2 separate regions of the Homo sapiens genome follow, and region 1 is linked to region 2. Evidence: chromatin loops called from intact Hi-C (ENCODE). Cell type or tissue: endothelial cell of umbilical vein. All regions are shown on one strand. Links, peaks and the distances in the headings refer to the core of each region. The heading gives the core; the rest is flanking DNA.

Region 1 (2,932 bases), core at 133-2,632, 470 kb after region 2:
CTTTAAAGGCCTTGACATTTCCCTTCTTCCTTTCTGGCACATCAAGCATCATTTCTTCAGCTTGGATATTCACAATGGCAGGAAGAGGAATTGTGTTTAGTTTCTTCTGGTAACCTTACAATTTGCCCAGAGGCTAAGGGACACATATGGTCTGGAAACTGTAGCAACTTTATTAGAAGAAGTGGAGGAGAAGCAGTGATATCAATAAATTATCGTATCAAAACTTTCCATGGCTTCCTTTATTATTTTATTTAGGGCTGCCATGGTTCTCTTTATCTGTTGCTTACTGAGGAGAACATGCTATTTTCTGCTGATTAGGCTCACATAATAGAATGGATAATACAATTGTTTAGTAGGTGGTAAGATTTAGTGGAAAGAACACAAGGTATAAAATCATATGTGCTATGTTTGCATTCCAGTTTACGCATCTATTAGCTGTGTTAGCTTTAAAATAATACTTAAATGAGTCATAATTCTTCATTTGTGGAATAGTGAAAACAATTCCAGAATTATGGTGATTTTGTGAGAACTTGGTAGGCATCCAGTATTTCCTATCTTTCCTGTATTTCTTTCCATCTACTTCAAATTTGAGGTAGTTAATAGCATGGACTCAGTATAACTGATTAGAGCAAAATGTGATTGTAGTTTGTTGTTGCTTTGTTATTATTATTATAATTCTGCTCCATATATCTTCCAGTGCTGAACTTCCCAATTCAAACCAAACAAAATATAGTAAAACCTGAGACCATGCTTAGTTAACAAAAAGTTAAAAACTAAAAGTCTTACTGTCCTATGTAATAATGCCTGAAGCATGGCTTAAGCCAAGTTTAAAAGATGTGAACCTTATCTCCTAAGATTCAATAAATGTATTTCGTTTTGTTAGTGAAAAATTTCCTTCAGGTTTAGGTCAGAATTTCTCTAAAATAAAATAGCAACATATCTATACTTTGTCACTATTCTCAGTAAACCATTAGAGCTGCATTATGGCAATCTTGTAAAATTTATGCCCTTCTTAAAATTCCTTTCACATTTATTTTAAGACTACAAAGTCAAGGATGTCTGCTCACACTGGGACTTCCCAGATCTATATTACTAACCAGAGGGATAGGAGAAACTCTACTGTTTTCTTAATTGGGCTCCTTCCAGGTTTCCCACTCACTTATATTTCTTTGCCTCTATTTCCAAAGTGAAAACAGTTCTACCTCATTCCATTTTCTCTATTCCAGGTATAGGTTCACTCCTCCCAGGTTTAATAGTCTTATTCCGAGCACTGCAACTTTTTCATTCCTTCCTCTTGAAGTGTCAGCTTTTGTTTAACCCATTGGTGATGCTTCAATAACATTACCCAGAAGTGGCAACGCAAAGAGAAAAATGGAACAGATGCTGTGTGCATTATCACCAGAGAGCACAGAGGAGAACTGACTGTAGTTGATAACTCTTGATGGGGTAATTGAGCTATCTGTGGTGGATCCTCCGGAATTTATTATTTTCTTAACCACAGAAAAGTGGTATTTACTCTCAGCCTTGAGCATTTGAATGGTTGAATTGTTATCCTGAGATTATGTCCAGAGTTGCTAACAATTGGACCTCTGATTATAGACCTTCCTTTAAAACACATACACAGGCCTGCGATGAAGATTTAATCTGAAATGACTCAGAGGGTGAACTTCCTTTTCTGAAAAAATGTTTCAGTAGCAGCTGTGTTTTCTGGCATCAATCCTACCAAAATGCTGACCTAGCTTGACCCTGGAAGTCCCTTTTAGAAACATAGTTTTGGAGATATCTTTCTTAATAGCAAATTTACTTTGTTAGGGTCCAGTAAGCTATCTCCATATACTAGTAAAGCCTCATTGTTTTGATTCATTCTACTTTCTAAATTTTAGTAATTTAATGACAAGGATTAAAATTATCTAAAAGTTGTAATAGGTAAAAAATTCAAAAAGGGAAAGTGTAATTATGACCAAGATTGATGTTTAGTTTATATACACTAGGATGACTGTATTGATTGTGAAGATGCTAAAGTGTTTTATATTTTTGGTCATATTCTCAAATGTTCAGAGTTTCTCTCACTCTATCCATTGCCCTGGCTCTCCTGGAAATTAATGTTGAATCCCTGAGCCTCCACACAGGGGTTTTATAGAATCCTGTTCCAGTTATGTCTGCTGTTGGTTTTTATTGGTGGTTTTCCTGCTAGGAAAAGTCCACCTTTCAGGTACCACAGCTGGCTCTTACACACCTTTGTCCCATGTGTGTGAGTCAGTCAGCTTACCATGGCTCTTTAACACCTGTTCTCATTAATCTCCATAGTCAGAGTAAGCCCAGATACAAGAAAAGGAAATGTCTTTCATGATGATAATGCCATCACATCAGAGAGAAAATTCTCAGTTTCCTTTTGCGTGCCCACAGACAATGGCCCTATGTTATTAGACAGATTCATTTGCAGTCACTGTCATTACCACTAATCAAACTGCAGCATACACAGGACTTGCCTTAAGGAAGACTGAGAATGAAGTCATAGACAGTACAGTAATGAAGAACAAATTGAGCATTAATCAGGTACAGTGGACTCTTATAAAGAGGGTTTATAAGCAACAGCAAAAGGATGTGAGTAGCGGACAGGGATTTTGGGGTTGTGGGGGGCAGGAAAATACCAATGGTTTGAGTATCTCTTTCTACTGTGAGAGTTGAATTTTATTGTTATTTAGTGGGACAGTTTATTAAAACCAGTGGAATTCCTGCACATTGTGGGCATTGAAACAGCTTAATTATTAAATGTGAATGATAATGCTTATATACTGTTCAATCTATGTTGCACACAATTCTAATAAATATTTAGCCCTATTAATTCTATAATTTTCACTATGATCCTCATTATACTGATAATAAACTTAGGTCCAAATATGATATTTAAAATCTAACTGACAGTATTGCT
Region 2 (2,932 bases), core at 173-2,672:
AGGCCGAGGTGGGCAGATGACTTGAGGTCAGGAGTTCAAGACCAGCTTGGCCAACATGGTGAAACCCCATCTCAAGTAAAAACACAAAAATTAGCCAGGCATGGTGGTGGGCACCTGTAATCCCAGCTACTCGGGAGGTAGAGGCAGGAGAATCACTTGAACCCAGGAGGTGGAGGTTGGAGTGAGCCAAGATCATGCCACTGCACTCTAGCCTGGGCAACAGAGGAAGACTCCACCTCAAAAAAAAAAAGTGGGAAGAGGATATGTATGAGCAGACATTTCCCAAAAGAATGCATACAAGTGCTAACAAACGTAGGAAAAAATGTTCAAAGTCATTAATCATCAGAGAAATTAAAATTAAAACCACATTTAGATACCATCTCACACCAGTCAGGATGGCTACTATAAAAATAGTCAAAAAACAAAAAACAAACAGATATTGGCAAGGAAGTGAAGGAAAGGGAATGCTTATACACTGTTGGTGGGAATGTAAATTAGTATATCCTCTGTGGAAAACAGTGTGACTTCTTAAAGCACTAAAAATAAAATTATCTTTCCATACAGAAATCCCACTACTGGATGTCTATCTAAAGGAAAAGAAATCATTATATTAAAAAGATACCTGCACTTATATGTTTATTTCAGCACTCTTAACAATAGCAAAGTTAGAGAATGAACCTAACTGTCTATCAGTGGATGACTGGATAAAGAAAATGTAGTATATATATATACCATGGAATACTACACAACCTAAAAAAGAATGAAATCATGCTTTTTCAGTAACATGGATGGAAATGAAGGACATTATTTTATGTAAAATAACTCGGAAAATTGACTGCTGGATGTTCTCACTCCCAAGTGGGAGCTAAGCAGTGGGTACACATGAACATACAGAGGGGAATAGTAGATACTGGGGACTCATAAAGGGGGTAAGGTAGAGGGATGAGAGTTGAAAAATTACCTGTTGGGTAAAATGTTCATTATTCAGGTGATGGGCACACCAAAATCCCAACTTCACCACTGTGCAATATATTCATGTAACAAAACTGCACATGTACCACCTGAATATATAAAAATAAAAATTAAGAAAAAAACCTTTTTTGAGGATTCTTGGAAGAAAATAAATATGTCATATTAATTCAATTGCTTATTTTTGAGGGATTAAAAAATAGTCTTGTAAGTGTATCGGACATTTGCTGAATTCATCAGAGTTAATAACCAAGGTACATTGACAATTATAGTGCTTGCATTTTGGTCTCTTTTGTACTTTTTTGAAAATTTTGATCATGATTGTTTTTTTAACAGCATGTCACTGATGATTATGTTCTTGCAGCTTCCTGCTTTATTTATACGTGGAAGTGACTCAGAAGCAATGTGGAAAGTAAAGAAAATAAGCAAACATTAGATAATTTCTCTCTTCTGCTTCTTTATCAATATTTTTTTCAGAGTTTCCTCTGTGACTGATGATGATTAATCTAACTTTACTCGGTCTGTTTTACTGACTCTTTATTATCACATCTCTTTCTACAACCAAATATTAACTAGAGAAAAATATGTATTAGGAGAAAATATCATCTGAATTGTGGAGGATCTTTAGTTATCCTAGTTTTACTATGCCATCGGATACTTGTTTCCTTTTCTGTGACCCAATGGTTAGAAAGAACTGTTTGTATAATTACCTAATTTCACAGGCACATCCAGTTCAAAATAATGACAAGTAAATACAGTTATTTATTTTTGGCCAATCACATAAAGTAATAGAGAGCTATATAAATTTGTCTTTTTTACTTACTGCTGTGTCACCAAGGCTCAGTACAGTACCTACATTAGTCAGGAATATTTGCTAAATAAAATCATGGCTGAATGAGTGAAAATAAACAGATGGGGAAATTGTCACACTCAATGCTGTTAAATGAATACTCTATTCAGCTTGGATTATTCACCAGGGTTGCCACTGATTCTGTTCTGCGGCGAGCGGCTATAATACATGCAAAAAAACAAAACAAACAAAAAACACCCAAGGGTCAAGGGAGCTGAAAGTCCAAAGAAAGAGGCTGACAAATCCAGTTTCTCTGAAACTACTTACTAGAGACTTACAAAAAGAAGTGATGTCTCAGGTGGCTGCAAGATGGTGGATCCCTGCACCAGCTCTCCAGAAAATACCTTTTACATAGCAAGGTTTTAGGGTAAAACACGTGCAGCTGGTTGGTCACGTCTCAGGCTTTTTTGCCAAAACTTGTGACCACTGGGAATGTTAGATATGCATCTTTGTGAGGAGTTATTTATGCTGTGGGCATTGTTTTAAGACTTTGCTGCAGAACACTTTGGTATGCAGGAGTCAAACATTGGTCATCATGGCAGTTTTGCTTCAAGATGGCATAATTCTTGCCAGGCAACAGGCTGTATTCTTGCATTTTCTCTTTCCCTATTGTCACATTGTTCTACAACAGGGTTTCTCAATGTCAGTACTAGTGATGATTTGGGCTGGATAATTCTTTGTTGGCATGGTGGAGAGATGGGTAGTTTTGTGCATTGTAGAATGTCTTGCAGCATCCTTGGCCTCTGTCTTCAAAGAGTCAGTAGTATACCCCTCCAGCTGTGACAATGAAAAATGTATCCCAACATTATCAGTTATCCTCTGGAATGCACAATGTCCCTGGTTAACCAGAGAGATGACCCAATTAGGGCTTGAGTTTCTGTGATTCACTAGTAACAACCCAAAGACTGCTCACACGAAGTTTCTCCATCTTGTGTTTGAAGCAGCATCAGTTAGCATCCTTTCATTATGTTCTTAGTAATTTGGTGCCATTGATGAGTTTGCTCAGAATGTGAACAGACATACTGAAAGACATGATGTTAAAAAAATCAAATATCACTTTGAGAACTGTGCACTGACTCACTATGTCAAGGCTCATCTTTCACCATCTATGGT

Evidence for each region. Hi-C counts contacts between places; a loop is a spot of excess contacts. Peaks named below come from ENCODE experiments on the same cell type or tissue, not always from the same donor. Only the 100,000 strongest peaks of a DNase experiment are listed, where the experiment ranks them.
Region 1: a loop joins it to region 2, with 9 times the contacts of the local background. A loop is called at or near these places in 2 of 110 quality-filtered maps.

The regions. Positions count from the first base shown.
Region 1 is chr10:65,340,089-65,343,020 of GRCh38, forward strand. No RefSeq gene overlaps it. Among named protein-coding and RNA genes, the nearest start is that of LINC01515, 230 kb to the right of the region's middle. In endothelial cell of umbilical vein, for the core only: no CTCF peak of the experiment used is centred there; DNase peaks (open chromatin) are centred at 513, 1,663 and 2,373; H3K27ac peaks cover 2,500 bases.
Region 2 is chr10:64,871,924-64,874,855 of GRCh38, forward strand. All of the region lies in intron 2 of LOC105378336 (a long non-coding RNA gene), which reads left to right. Among named protein-coding and RNA genes, the nearest start is that of LINC02671, 51 kb to the right of the region's middle. In endothelial cell of umbilical vein, for the core only: no CTCF peak of the experiment used is centred there; a DNase peak (open chromatin) is centred at 1,378; H3K27ac peaks cover 2,058 bases.